Regions from separate parts of the Homo sapiens genome. Here region 2 is linked to region 1. The links are chromatin loops, found by intact Hi-C in ENCODE. Cell type or tissue: prostate gland. All regions are shown on one strand. Links, peaks and the distances in the headings refer to the core of each region. The heading gives the core; the rest is flanking DNA. Region 1 has its middle 110 kb from the start of LINC00973. Region 2 overlaps COL8A1 (collagen type VIII alpha 1 chain).

Region 1 (7,936 bases), core at 1,028-6,027:
CAAGAGGCTTGGAATGAGGCAAGGTTGGCTGACAGTTGCATTGTCAGGAAAAGAAAACTGGCTTTAAAATCAAGACACATGGACCCTAGGCCATTCTCTTACTACCTTGTGACTATGAGCAAGTTACTGACATTTTTTAGCATTAGTTTTGTCATCTATGAAGTGGTGATAATATTGTCTGTGTAATAAGAATATTGTAAGGTTTAAATAAAATGATAGAGTTTTGGGGACTACAATGGGCAATATATTCATTGATATTCTGATTTAAAAAATGACATTTCTACTACGTTCATGAGTAAAGCAAAGAGATTTATAAAACTTTTGAAATTATATGCAAGCCTGGCTGGAGTGCAGTGGCGTGATCCTGGCTCACTGCAACCTTGGCCTCCTGGGTTCAAGTGATTCTCTTGCCTCAGCCTCCCAAGTAGCTGGGATTACAGGCGTGCACCACCATGCCCAACTAATTTTGTATTTTTAGTAGAGATGGGGTTTCACCATGTTAACCAGGCCAGTCTCAAACTCCTGACCTCAGGTGATCTGCTTGCCTTGGCCTCCCAAAGTGCTGGGATTACGGGCGTGAACCACCACGCCTGGCCAGGAGTCACATTCTTAAACAAAATTAGTGTTGTTAATTGTTTTTGGAGCAAATGTGAATAAATCATCTTTTTGTTCAACAAATATTTCTTGAGTATCTATTACATGCCAGGCACTGCTTTAAGTCTTGGCCATGGAGCTAACATTCCGGTTGGGAGAGATGGGCTCCAATGAACATAATGTAATACATTAAAATGAGTTAACTGTTAAGAAAAAAATAAAGCAAGAGAAGTAGAGGGTTGCAATTTTATTTTGTTGAATTGTCTATCTGTATTCCTTTGGATCTCACTGAGTTTCCTTAAAGTTATTATTTTGAACTACTTTTCTGGCATTTTGTATGTTTCTTTATCATTGGGGCCTATTACTGGAGAATTACTGTGTTCTTTTGGAGGCATCATGTTTCCTGGCTTTTTCATGTTTATATGTTTCTAGTTTGATTTCAATGCATCTGGTGAAATAGTCACCTCTTCCAATTTTATGGAGTAGGTTTTGTAGAGAAACATTTATTCATATGAATGGGACTTGGGGGTGTCAGTTAGATGGGGTGCATTGCCTCTGGTTCTAGGTAGATGCAATAGTGTAGTCTCTACCTAAGTTTTTCAGCCATAAGTCACACTAATGACATATGGGAGTTTCTCAGTGGCTTGGGCTGCAAGGGCTTGTGGCAGCAGGCATGTGGCTCTGCTGATGATGGACTCGCCAGGTTTCTTAGGACAGGTGCACATGGTGGGTCAGCTGACTTGGGGTTTGGATCTCTGGGGTTGTGGTCCTGGGGTTATTTCTCTGGCCAGGAGCATGGATGCACAGTTGCTCAGCTGGCCTGGGGGTGTTTCAGTTGTGAGTGGCCTGTGAGGTTGTTTCTTAGACCTGGGATGGGGTGCAAGGTTGCAGATTGCAATTTTAAGTGGAGTAGTTAGGGTAGACTTCATTGGAAAGGAGATACTTTAAACAAGGATTTGTGGAAGTGAGTGAGTAAGCTGTGTGAATACTTGAGGGAAGAGTGATTCAGGCAGAGGGAATAGCCAACGCAAAGGCCTTTAGAGCAGTGTATTCGTCAGGGTGTTCTAGAGGGACAGAACTAATAGGATAGGTGTATATATGAAGGGGAGCTTATAAAGGAGTATTGACACATGTTCACAAAGTGAAGTCCCACAATACGCCATCTGCAAGCTGAGGAGCAAGGAAGCCAGCCTGAGTCCAAAAACCTCAAATGTAGGGAGGCTGATAGTGCAGCCTTCAGTCTGCAGCCAAAGGCCTGAGAGCCCTTGGCACTGGTATAGGCCCAAGAGCCCAAAAGCTGAAGATGTTGGAGTCCGATGTTTGAGGGCAGGAAGCATCCAGCATGGGAGAAAGATGGAGACAAGAAGACTCAGCAAGTCAACTCTTTCCACCCTTTTATGCCTGCTTTATTCTAGCTGTGCTGGCAGCTGATTAGATGGTACCCACCCAGACCGAGGATGGCTCTGCCTCTCCCAGTCCAGTGACTCAGATGTTAATCTCCTTTGGCAATACCCTAATAGACACACACAGGATCAACACTTTGCATCCTTCAATCCAATCAAGTTGACACTCAATATTAACCATCACAAGAAGGTATAAGAAAACTATAGCCTGTGGGCTATATCTGGCCTGTCAACTGTTTTTATCAGTAAAGGTTTATTGTCACACAGCTATGCACATTTGTTTCCCTTTGTGTATGGCTTCTTTTATGCTAAATCAGCAGAGTTGAATAGTTGCAATAGAAACATATTCACAATAGCCAAGATGTGGAAACAACCTAAGTGTCTGTCATGGATCAATGGATAAAAACAACTGTGGTATATATATATATAATGGAATATTATTCAACCTCAAAAAAAACGAGATCCTGCCATCTGTGACCACATGGATGAACCAGGAGGACATTATGCTAAGTGAAATAAGACACGAACAGAAAGACAAATACTACATGATTTCACTTACATGTGGAATCTAAAAAAAAATCAAATTCTTAGAAGCAGAGAGTAGATGATAGTTACCAGGGGCAGGAGTGGGGTGGGGCTGTGTGTTGTTGGGGAGGTGGGGAAATGAGACGACATCGGTTAAAAGGTACAATGTTTCAGTTATGTAGGATGAATAAATTCTAGAGATCCAATGTACAGCATTGGGACTATAGTTAATAATACTGTACTGTATACTTGAAATTTACTAAGAGAGTAGATCTTCAGTGTTCTCACCACAAATGCAGAAAGGTAAATAGGTGGAGATGGATATGTTAATTAGCTTGACAGTAGTAATTAGTGCACTAAGTATATGTATATCAAAACACCATGTTGTACACCTTAAATATATACAGTTTTTATTAAGTAAAATAAAGATGCTTAACTTTCCAAAATGAAAGGATAAAAGGGAAAGGAGAAAGAAGCTTATGGCCTTCAAGGCCTAAAGTATTTACTATCTGAAAAACATTAAAAAATATTTGCCAACTGCTGCTCTAGAGGCCAGTGCTGGAGTGGAATGAAAAAAATAACAAATTCCTACTTTTACTAATTTGTGAGGAAATAACTTTTTTAAAAAAATTATTTATTAATTGGTTCTTATGATGATGAAAGCTTTTCAGCTTATTCAGACTATATCTAGAAAATTACATTATTAATACACAGGTTCATTCTTTAAACAGACAAAATAAGACATTCAACTGTTTTTAATCATCTTTATTTTTTCTAATAGTGACAATTATGCTTTTTTTTTTTTTTACGTTTTGGTTATTAACAAAAGTTTTTCGCATTCAAAGAACATTAAAAAACAAATGGTGAACAGAGTGTGATACCAGACTATGTCCAACAGGTGGCTGTATTTCTCAAAGTTTCAAAACCAGCCCAATTGCCTGTTGCATGCAAATTTCCATCTCAGTTTTCAGCTACCACACATTAATTCTGTGATTCCAGGATAATTAATTCTATAACAGAGGATTAAACAGTGGGGGTGGAAAGTGATAAGTAATCACATAACCAGAGATTATTTTATTGACTTTATTCAGATCAGTACTTCTATTCCTCATTCAACAGATTCAAAATCAATATTTGACCATGTCTTCAGCCTGGTTAGGCCCTCTGTGGTGCCCTCTCAAATTAAATAGGAAGTATATAGTAGAGGTGAGAATTTGTAGTTAAAGATATAGAATAGAGTCCTGTATGTGCCATGTGGTAGCTGAGTGAATTAGGAAGTTATTTGGCCCCTTGCTATGATTTAATCAGTAAAAAGAACTGAATAAGAATTCCTACTGTATCACAAGAGGTTTTCTATAGGATTTTGGGAAAACTCTTTATATCAACATGTTTTATACTAAATATTATTATTTCTATTCACTATCCTTTCTTTCTCTCTCAAATGCTTTTCACATTCTGTTCTACCAGAAATATCAATGGATAGATCTCATCTCACTAACTTTGAATGATCTCTAGATGATTGCATTGGCTTAATTGTTTAAAAGATTTGAAGGCATTCTTATTTCCTGAGCCCTGGCATCTGGACATTTGAAGCCATATCATACCAAATTATTTTCCAAGTATTTTCTCCTGAATATTTCTGTACTTCTGTTTGTCTGCTACAATGTTATTGGCCAACAAGGAATCTGGTTTTACTTAAAATTACTATTTACATTTTTTTGTTCAGGTTAGTGTGTCTTTGTCAGATATTCTCTTTTTAATCCTCATAAAATTATGCTATCCTTAGTCCATTATTTTAATATTGAAAGTTAATGTGCAGAAAATTGAATTCAGCAATTTGTATACTATATATAAGACACTGTGCTAAAAGTTTTAGTATCTACAATTCTAACCTCAGGAAGATTACAACCAAATGTGAAATACAATGAGAAGAGACAAGCCTCTAAGCTACAAGTCAGAAAAATCTACGATTTTCTACTCACTTTGTTACCAGATATCTACTTCTCATATCACTCTCTCTCTGCAGAAAAATTAAGGAGCAGTTAGTGGACTTGAAAAATGTTGGCAGGCTCTCTGTCTACCTCAGATACACACCTGTGCTTCTGGATTTGCCATATCAAGTTGTTTCATTTGACCTGGTCTTTACATGACCCTATAGTCATCAGGATAACAACAGATGTTTAAGGTATCTGTGTGGCTATGTGATAATCCTAGTTCTGTTTTGTCCCCTTTTGTTTTATTTTTATTTGTAATTGATAAATAATCATATATATTTATGGGGTACAATGTGATATTTGGATATATGTGTACATTGTGCAATGATTGTATTAAGCTAATTCACGTGTCCATTTTTTTGGACATTTAAAACCTATTTTTAAAAGTCATTTTGAAATATACAATACATTATTATTAACTGTGGTTATCATGCTGTACAATAGGTCCTAAAACTTATTTCTCCTTACTAAAATTTTGCACCCTTTGACTAACACTTAATCATTCCCCTCCCCTTCCATCACCCCATATCCAGCCTTTGATACCCACCATTTTACTCTCTAGTTTTATAAATTTGGTCTCTTTAGAGTCCACATATAAATTAAACCATGTGTATTTGTCTTTCTGTATCAGGCTTATTTCACATAGCATAATGTCCTCTGGGTTTATCCATGTTGTAGCAAATGACAGGATTTCCTCCATTTTTTAAGGCTGAATGGCATATCATTGTGTATGTATACCATATTTTCTTCACACATTCATCAATTGATGGAGACTTAGACTGATTGCATGTTTTGGCTATTATGAATAATACTGCAATAAACTTGTGAGTGCAGATATCACTTCAACATACTGATTTCAATTCATTGGAATATGTACCCAGAAGTGGGATTCCTCGATAATATGGCAGTTCTATTTTTAGTTTGTTGAGGAGACTTTATGTTGTTTTTCATAATGGCTGTACTAATTTAAAATCCCACCAGCAATGCACCAGAGTTCCTTTTTCTTCCTTGTCTTTTTGATAATAGCCATTCTAACAGGTGTAAGATCTGACAAACCTAATTCTAAATGCCCTTCTAAATCTAGGAAAGCATGTATGGGAGATAGTAATAATGTCTTCTAAGTCAGTCAAATGCTTTATAATTTAGTCAGTTGAGCTCATATTTTGGTATTGTAGGGAGGACATGAGAAGCAGAGCAGGGCAATGTTGGTAAGAAAATATTTGCACTCTATTTGATCCTTTCTTGTAAAACACCATCCATTGCCTAACATTAGATCTTTGCTACTCAACACATCATTAGCACTTTTCCTACAATTGTTGAGGTAATATATCTTTGTTTGAAATGATAAGTTTTCTGTACCCTATTGGAGGCACAGCAAAGATGCAAGTTTTTATTCATACATCTTTCAAAGCACTGGAAATAACCAATTAAAAATTATCGTATGTTGCTAGAAGTGCCAGTTCGAAAGTGGTGGTGTAGAAACAAGCTGGCTCCATTTTCCCCCAGAGAAAACCAAAAACAAATATGCAGCACAGAGATTATCACCAGCAATAGACCAGAACTCAAATATGAGGATAAGACAGTTCCTATGGCCACAGATAAGTGAAAAAACTCTGAGCAGGTGGTGAGAGAATTGAACTTCCATATCTGCAATGCCCCTCTTCCCCAGTCTGTCCAGCACCAAGTGTATGGAAAATTACCCCCCAACTTATGGTTTCTATACTGGAAAAAGTGAGACTGAGGTGAACAATTAGCTTCCCCACCATTTGGGATTCCATGTAGGAGACTTGTCCCTGGCTCAAATCGTGGGAAGCATCAGGAGTGCTGGAAGGGAAAAATATCTCTGAGGAGAGCCAAAGACAAAGAAGGGGAGGTGGGACTACCATTGCCAGCCCTGGAAATTCTGATTTGTAACTCAGCCAAAAAAGGTGCCAAATCAGACTGGCTGTTCAGCAGAACTGTCCTGTAGGAGATTTGTTCCACGGGTACACTGAACATGAACTCCTAGCCACCTTCCCTTGAATTAGGGAGGTCCCAAAGGTGATACAGGGAAATCCCCTTTGGGACCTCTCTAATGCAAGACGGTGGCACTCTGTTTCCTAGAACCAAGGCAAACCTGGGCTTAGGGTGTCATCTCATACCAAAAAGGAAGGAGGGACCTAGTGGACATATTTTAAAAACCTAAATAAGCCAAACAGAGAATATTGGAATAGATAACTAATCTTTCAATGCAAAGACACAAATGTATACCCACAAGAAACAACAGCAAACAGGGAACCATGATCTTCCCAAATGGACAAAGCAAAGAATCAGTGACTAACCCTAACAAGATGGTGATATGTTAACTCTCTGACCAAGAATTCAAAATAGGAGTTTTAAGGAAACTAAGTGATTTCCAAAATAACAGAAAAACAATTCAGAAATTTATTAGAGAAATTTAACAGAGATTGAAATAATACAAGAAAATCGAATAGAAATCTTAGAACTGAGAAATACATTTGCTGAACTGAAAAATTCACTAGACTGTCAAGAGTAAAATGGCTCAAACAGAGGAAAGAATCAATGACCTTGAAAATAAGCTATTAGAAAATACACAGTCATAGGAGAAAGATAGAAAAAAATGAAAAGGAATGCAGATCACTTACACAATATAAAAATTATCCCAAAAGACAAACATCTAAGAATTATTGGTGTTCAAGAGGAAGTTGAGAAAGAGCAAATTGTAGAAAGCTTACTCAAAAAAATGAGAAAAAATATTACCAAACCCTGAGAATGAGATAATTCAGGTATAGGAAGGTCAGAGAATATCAAACATATCTGATCAAATAAGACCACCCAAAGGCATATAATAGATTCTCAAAGGTCAAGAATGAAGAAAGTATCCTAAAAGCAGCAAGATAAAAAGAAGAAAATAACATATAAAGGAGCTTCAATTCATCTGGCAACAGACTCCTTAACAGAAACCATGTAAGCCAGAAGAAAGTGGTCTGACATTTTCAAAGTGCTGAAAGAAAATAACTGTCATCCAATAATACTATATCCAGCAAAGCTATTCTATAAATATGGAGTACTTTATTTCTCAGAGAAACAACAACTGAGAGAATTCATCACCACCAGACCTGTCCTACAACAAACACTGCAATATAATAATAGAAGGGGACTTTAACACCTCACTCTCAGTAATTGACAGTTATGTATAACTAATATAACAAATTTCAGTAACTTCATCTAAAGAAAAAAGTGTGCATAGAGAAAACATTTAAAGGTGTAAAAGTTACTGGTAAAATTAAGTACACAGAAAACGCGGAATACACTAATACTATAATTGTGGTTTGCAATCTATTTATAACTTTAGAATAAAACCCAAATGAAAAATTTATCAAAAACAATAATATTTACAATAACCTGCTAAAAGATAGG
Region 2 (7,936 bases), core at 1,547-6,546, 770 kb after region 1:
CAAAATACTGAGCTGCTTTTTAAATGTTCCCATCATTATTAATATCCAAGTCAAAAATATGAGGGCTTTCTGTCAACAACCTCTGTAGGTAGAATTTTCAATGGGGAGTGAAGCTGAATTAGGTATTTTTGAAAGCCCCTATCAACACACTAAGACTTTTGATGATGAGGATCCATCAGTAAATATTGAGAAGTCAAATTATTCTTGTCCTCAGAAAGCTTACAATCATGTTTAGTCTAATGGACAAAAAACAACAAGAAAAAAACATAAGCTTGGTTACAATTACATTTGACTTTGTATTAAACTTTAGGAGAATAACAATGATGGAGAAGGTGGGGAAGGCTTCACAGAGGAGGCAGGAATAGAACTGGTCTGGAGGAAAGAAGGTGTTATGGGCTGAGTTGCATCCCCCAGAATGCATATGTTGAACCTCAAGTACCTCAGAATTTAAGCATATTTGAAAATAGGGCCTTTAAAGAGGAAATTAAGTTAAAATGAGGTCACTAGGGTGACCAGTGTGGCTGGTAAATAAGAAGAGGCAATTAGGACACAGACACATGGAAGAAAGACTGTGTGAAGACGCAGGGAGGTGACTGCCATCTACAAGCCAAGGCGAGAGGCTCCAGCAGAATCCAACTCTGCCAATATCTTGATCTTGAACTTCAATGTCTCTAGAACTGTGAGAAAATTAATTTCTATTGAGCCACCCAGTCTGAGATACTTTGTTATGACAACCAGAGAAAACTATATGGTAGGACTGAAATCTACAGAGAAATAAAAGGAAAATAATTATCTTCCAGGAAAAAAGAATATCGTAAATAAAGAATTCAAAATGAGGTCAGGCATGGATGAAGAACATACTTTTGAAATGAGTCTATATTAGTGAAAGGTACCTTCAACTAACATTGTAGTAAACAGGACTCTTTCCTTTTTTCCCCATACGTTGTCTTAAGAAAGATACATCTCTCAACCTTCACATCTCTATCCAAAATTTACTTCCTCAGATGTCATTCCCTACCGTTCTTTCCAAAACATCGGAGCTCTTCCACTCTGTCATTATTGAACCCTTTATCCTGCTGCTATACATTGAATGTTTATGTCCCCAAATTCATATGTTAAAATATGACACCCCCCTCCGAAAGTGATGGTATTAGGAGGTGGGGCCTATGGGAGATAATTAGATCATGAGTGCAAAGTCCTCATGAACAGAATTAGTGCTCATATAAAAGAGACTCCAGAGAGCTCCCTTGCCCCTTTTATCATGTAAGGATACAGCAAAATGGTGTCATCTATGAACCAGAAAGTGGGTCTTCACTAGACAACCAATCTGCTGGCACCTTGATCTTGAACTTCCCAGCCTCATGAACACTGAGAAATTGCTGTTCTTTATAAACCACTCAACCTATGGTATTTTGCTACAGCAGCCCTAATGACTAAGACACCTGCATTGCTTTTTCAAAGCACTCAAATCTCAAATTATAAAATGTATTTTTAACATTTATCACCTGTCTCTCCACACTAGACTGTGAGTTCAATAAGATAATACCTCCACTCTCTAATTCACCACTGTATCTCCAATACTCAGAACATTTCCTGTTCTGAGTGTTCAATAGGTGTTCAATAGGTATATCTAATGAATGAATTGCCCTGAGAAATGCAATCAAGAGAGAATTTTCTTTGAGAGGCATGGAAAAACCAGGAAGGCAATTCTGGTGAACACTGGAAGAGGATTCTGCCTGACTTTCCCTTGCTTTAGGGTGGCAAATCTGAGGGTCTTGAGAGACTACAAATCTTGTACAAGTAGGAGGCACAGAGGACCAGCCCAGGAACTGATTAGAGAGGCTTATACACACCACACACAACAGAGACACACATACATACACAAAGACATGCTGTGTTAGCCTATGTGAAAGGGAAAGTTGGATTCAAGGCAAGGACCAACAGATTAAATATTTAAACATTCTTCTGTATAGTAAGCCAATGAGGATAAACGTACAAATAGAATGCTGATGAGCATTTAAAATATCTATCACATTATTCTGTTAATATATGTATCACATTACTCTGTTATGTACATTACAGGTCATATGAGGAATCTGAAATTCTCTGCAGCCCTGCTCAAATATAGGAAGCCATTTAGGGCTGTTCAAAGTATCTAGGATTGGTTATTCTTGACACATGAATGAATGACTGCCTTGGTTCAGCTGTTCTTTTTCTAAATCATTTTTAACAAGTGCATTTTAATGGCCATTACTGTTTTATTCATGTTAGGTTATCATTATTGCAGTTAACCTCACATTTACTTTGCTAGTATCTTTCTTTGAAAATCTTTGACATTTTAGTTGGTTTTGATTTGTCTTTCTGGTCACACTCCATTAATAATAACTTAAATCTGAATAGTCCTTTTTGGCTTATGAAGAATTCATATTATCATTTGTACCCCTGAACAGCTCTGAGGGATGGGCAGAGATTATAATTGCTATTTTACAGGTAAGAAAACTGAGGCTTAGTGAAGATAAAGGACTTGTCCAAGGTCATAGGCATGAAGAATGGCAGAGCCAAAACTTAAATAAAAGTCTTTTGACTTCTTTGACAGTGCTTTTGTCATATGACATGACACCCATCACTAAGCCAGCCTGGCTGGCAAAGATTCAATGTTCACACACATTAGATATGCTTATGTTCAAGAACACAAATACACACACACACACACACCCACACCCACACACACACACACCAGCTGTCAAACAAATAGAAATCAAAGAAAATATTAAGGAGAACTCACAATATTATTGTGTCCCACATTCTCAGAAAGAGAGGCATGAAAACCCACTATCACAATTTCTTCCCAGCAAAAATTCCAAGGCTCCTTCTTTCTTGCCAGGTGTTTGTATAAAGTTACCCAAATTTGATGTTCTTTTGAGTGATTTGGGAGAACCCCCATACCACTTTGACCACCAAAAATATCCTCAGGGACAGGAGAAAAATTAGTAGGAATAAGTAAAGCAGTAAATTCTAACCAGGGCCCTTATATAAATATTCACGTTAAAACTGAACAAAGTTTATTTAGATAAAGAGCCAGAGAAATGGCAGAAGGCAGACCTAAAGAGCTGGTTTACAGGACAGATATGCTGAGCCTATGAGAGGAAATAATTCAACTGGTATTCTTCCAGGCATTTCATCTCCTTCCAGTTTTCCAGTATTTCATTAGATTGTCCTGGTTTAAAGATTATGAAGTATAATCCAACATATCCACTGAATTGATGGAAGGCTGAAGGGCCAAACATGCTAGCTTATTATTAAAGACTTCACCACAAGTCTGGGGTTCCATAATTAAATTCATTCATCCCCAAAAGTAGAATTAAGTACCAGCTTATACATTACCAGATATTACCACACATTTCTGGTATGGATTAACACTTTCAGATCTCTAGTAACTGTCTTACAGACATTGAATGTTAGAGCTAGAAAAGACTTAAGGGAACATCCAAGTCATATTTTAATAAATGAAGAACTTAAAGAAATTTGTTTAGATGCACATAACTAGACAAGGAATAAGTACTGATCTTTGAGTGAAAAAAGCAAAAAATAGAAGTGTGTATAGTATACTGCAATTTATGTTTGAAAGGGATGTATATGATATGTGCATATCCACAGACTATCTGAAAAATATGAGGAAAAATTGTTGCTTCAAACATAAGGGATTTTAGATACTGGAGAACAGAAGTAGGAGGAAAATTTACTTTTTACTAGATATCCTTTGCTACTCAATAACAGTTTACACATCTGTCACCCCCACTAAGAGTACAAACTCCTTGATGGTAAGGCCCACCAGCCATATTATATTCATCTTAGTAATCCAAAATGGGCCTAGCAACTGTTTCTTCATTTTTTCCAGGGAAAAAATGATTTGTTAGTGTATTTAGAAAGATTGTAAAGCTTGAATTTTGTGATAGGGATTCATTTTAAATATTTTATTAGGTGTTTTATTAACCAATCCTTTTGTAGCCTGTATACACTCTTGGCATTACCCTGGAATAGGATATTGCAAAATCAACGCACATTTTCTAAGAAGTAGAAAACTATGATCCAGAATTAAGTAAGGCAAAAGCAAAGAAAACAACTCTCAAGAAGATGGAAATTGAATTATTTACAGACAGAAGTTTCTTCAAAGTTTTCCAGAAGATACTTACATTAAAAATTGTGAGAAATTTGCCACTTCTCTCTCTCTCTCTCCAGCATTATGATGACATGTCCCTTAAGATTCAAATTTTCATTAAGTCCCTTTATACATTGTGAGCATGGAGTTCGTGTATGCCCAGCATTAGAACTACAGAGGGCAGGGAGTGGGCAGGCAGAATATTGAACAGACCTAAGTGTGTATCACACTTGCCCTCTAGTGTGCATTTGCCAACAATGCACTTCTCTGGGCTGTCTGGTTTTAAGCCTAGGGCGTTTCCAAACAGAGGTCTTTTCAAGCTGGTTTTTATAAACAGATAAGCCCCATTTATATTAATTCTGTTTACTGCTAATTTGTAAAGAGTGCTATTAATGGGCTTAGAAGCAGCGTATTCTTATTAATAGTTAAACATCTCCCTCTTATTCATACAACTCTTGCTTTGTAAACTTTCTTTCACAAAAGGACAAAGATAGACTTTAATGGTCCAATTAACCAATTTCTAAACTAATGAATTCATAGTATTTTAATACAAGAAATAAAGGTGCATAATTATGATAGTGATTTTTAAAATATTTCATACTATTACATGAAGAAGCATTTTCTCTTCAACTCAGAAGACTTCTGCAGGCTTTGTTCCTGTTTGCTCTTTACATTTACATTTATTTGTGACTACATCAAAGCAGCCCTCATCTGGCAGATGAAAAATCTCTACTGTAGCATAAAGCCTATAAATTATCAACTGTTTCCATTTAGAATATAATTTTGGCACTTATTAACAAAGCCTAACCAGGACTGAGGTTTATTCTAGCTCGTTTTATCATTCTCTGTGCACTGCATTCGCCTCATGGTCCAAGATGTGTGGTCTGTTTCCAGTAACATATCAGCAATCCAGCCAGAAGGAAGGAGGAAGGGGAAGACATATCCACTCCTTTTTAGGATTCTTCCTGGAAGGTACACCCATGACAACTATACACAATTGGCAAGAATGGCTGAAATGGCCCTGCCTGGCTGAAATGTCTTCATTCTGGGCTGCTCTATTCCCAGGTGAAGACGGGAAAACAGGGCAAGAAAGGCAGAATCGATATGGGGGACAACCAGTAGTCTCTCCCATAGTCTATGTTCCTACCAATTGCCTTTATTTGACAGATTCCACTATTCTCTATTTTTTGTTTGTTTGTTTTCTATAGAAAGTAGCATTTTCCTTTTCATTTGACTTCTATCATGAAGTTCTGATGTTAAAGACTGTTTCCCTTTTTTTTCCCCATTCTATCTCTAAATAAACTCAAGTCACTTGGCCTTGCAGAGTTTCACCAAGTTGGTGCATTGGTTCCTCCCACAGGTGATGGCTGTGCTGCCTGGCCCTCTGCAGCTGCTGGGAGTGCTGCTTACCATTTCCCTGAGTTCCATCAGGCTCATTCAGGCTGGTGCCTACTATGGGATCAAGCCGCTGCCACCTCAAATTCCTCCTCAGATGCCACCACAAATTCCACAATACCAGCCCCTGGGTCAGCAAGTACCTCACATGCCTTTGGCCAAAGATGGCCTTGCCATGGGCAAGGAGATGCCCCACTTGCAGTATGGCAAAGAGTATCCACACCTACCCCAATATATGAAGGAAATTCAACCGGCGCCAAGAATGGGCAAGGAAGCCGTACCCAAGAAAGGCAAAGGTAACATCATACTCCCAGGCTGTTATAAAACAACAGCTTTCCAAATCTCTAAATTATGGGATCAGAGGGGGAAGATAAATTTTAGAAGCTTTAGTTTTAGAATTTGTTACTGGCATTTTTAAAATGCCTACTGTGTTCTAACCATATTCTTGAAAACTTCAAGCCTTAAAGACACAGATAAGACTACCATTTATGTTTTGCTTTATTATTTTAACTAGCATCAGATGAAATAAAATATATTAAATCACAAATAGTCTATCCCCTTATTGTTTATTTATTCAAACATTCAGCAACTATCTATAGTGAGCACCTATTTGTGTCAGGCTCTGGGCCAGATGCTGGGAGCTAAAGCAGTGAAAAAAAAGAAAGGTGACAAGTCAGTCTTCTGAACTAAGAGAGCAATGTTGTAAGGACCTGCTGTGTTAAAAGAAAAGTCACAGGAAAGCATTTTGCGAACTAAGTATTAGACAGGTGCAAGTGTTCTTAATACTACTCTAATTACATATGTCAATCAATAGATCAACAGAAGGAAACTAAGAGTATAGACTGCATCTAGGGATGACACCTGAAAATCTCTCCTGTTGCTTTCTTGGCGTATTTATTTAGCACCAACAAAATGCCCCTCAGTGTGACAGACACTTGACGATAAATTCATTTGGTTTGTCTGGAGTTCTCAGAAACCTAGTACTTGCTGCATCAGAGCAGCAATTACCTTTGAGGAAGTGGAGCCAGTCCCACTAGTCCCTACAATGGCAGGAAGCTCCACCTCTGGAGAACTACTGGATTTGGAACTTAGAGGCCTAGATGCCTGGATGCCAGAAATGAGAGAGACCTAGTCATTTGACCTTTCAGAGCCTATTTTTCTTCATTTGTAAAATAAGATTGTTGAGAGAATCAGTGACATACATAGTAAGTAAAGTGCTGAGTAAATGCTAAAGCACCATAGGAAATTGGAGTTGCTACAACTGCTCATTCAACAAATCCTCAGTAAGAACAGAGTGTGTTCCAGGCTCTGTGCTAGACACCAGGGATTCCTGATTCATCTCTCCTACTCTTCCCCAGATAACTCCTCAATACAGTAACTACACAATTCGCTGGTTAGAAATAGCATGCCTGAATAGTACTATAATCATATCTATTCATGTAAAGAAAGTATTCCTGACTTTCTTCTCTTTAGGAGCTAGTATTATACTTAGAAGATTATCTCAGACATTTCTTTTCCTTCCTTTATTGAATGGCTTGCCTTGCCTTTGGCACTTCTTGTACTTACTCTGATGGATCCTCATATCTCGAAATGAGTTCTCTGTTTGTATTTTATTCTCTGACAGTAGCTCAGCAAAAAGTACAATGGTCAGGATTAAGGTGCTACTAGTGACATAAGTATTATGCCAAGAAGATATTGGGACCATATATTTCATTTCTCCATGTTATCCATTAGTCCCAGCAGCATGGGAGATCCAGAGTTGTGTTCATCTGAAAGGCACAGCATGTTCATTATAACAGCACGTGCTGTGTATTTCAATAACAATTTGAGAAACGGTGACACCTTTCACATCTATTCTCTAATCTTGTAGTGTGGCTGTATTATTCTTATTCTTGCTGTACAGATAGGCAAGCAGAGATGCTGACAGCTTAAGGGACCCAGTCACAATCTCACGCCAAGACCAGAAAGATAAGCAGAGCTTCTTGTTCCTAAGTCAAGCTCTCGACTTCATCCATACTGTTTATCATTCTAAAATATCTTATTCATCTCTCCTACTTAAAAGCCAGATTTGTATATGAGAAATTATTTGTTAAATTAATGAACTAATATTTGAGGCTTAGGAAATCCCACAGCACCTTCAAGAAATTAAGCAAATCTACTAATTCTAAAGGAGAGATGTGGAAAGATGTTATTGAACCACACAAAAAATAACTCTATTCTTTCCTATTTCACATCATACTGTATTTAAGCATAAGAGGAAATATCTTGGCCATAAATTATTATATTTAAAAACTTTGCCAGGCACAGGAAGAAAAATCCTGCATATTCTCTCTTAAATGTGGAATCTAAAACAATCGAACTCATAGAAACCCAGAGGAGAAT

Evidence for each region. A loop is a pair of places that touch in the nucleus more often than their neighbours do. Peaks named below come from ENCODE experiments on the same cell type or tissue, not always from the same donor. Only the 100,000 strongest peaks of a DNase experiment are listed, where the experiment ranks them.
Region 2: it touches region 1 in a loop (4-fold over the local background); 11 of 110 quality-filtered maps call a loop at or near these places.

The regions. Positions count from the first base shown.
Region 1 is chr3:99,020,362-99,028,297 of GRCh38, forward strand. No RefSeq gene overlaps it. Among named protein-coding and RNA genes, the nearest start is that of LINC00973, 110 kb to the left of the region's middle. In prostate gland, for the core only: a CTCF peak has its summit at 3,415 (motif pointing right); no DNase peak of the experiment used is centred there.
Region 2 is chr3:99,785,161-99,793,096 of GRCh38, forward strand. COL8A1 (collagen type VIII alpha 1 chain) reads left to right here. Exons shown (of 4, transcript NM_020351.4): 3 at 5,520-5,850. The coding sequence starts at 5,523. Among named protein-coding and RNA genes, the nearest start is that of CMSS1, 29 kb to the right of the region's middle. In prostate gland, for the core only: a CTCF peak has its summit at 4,402; no DNase peak of the experiment used is centred there.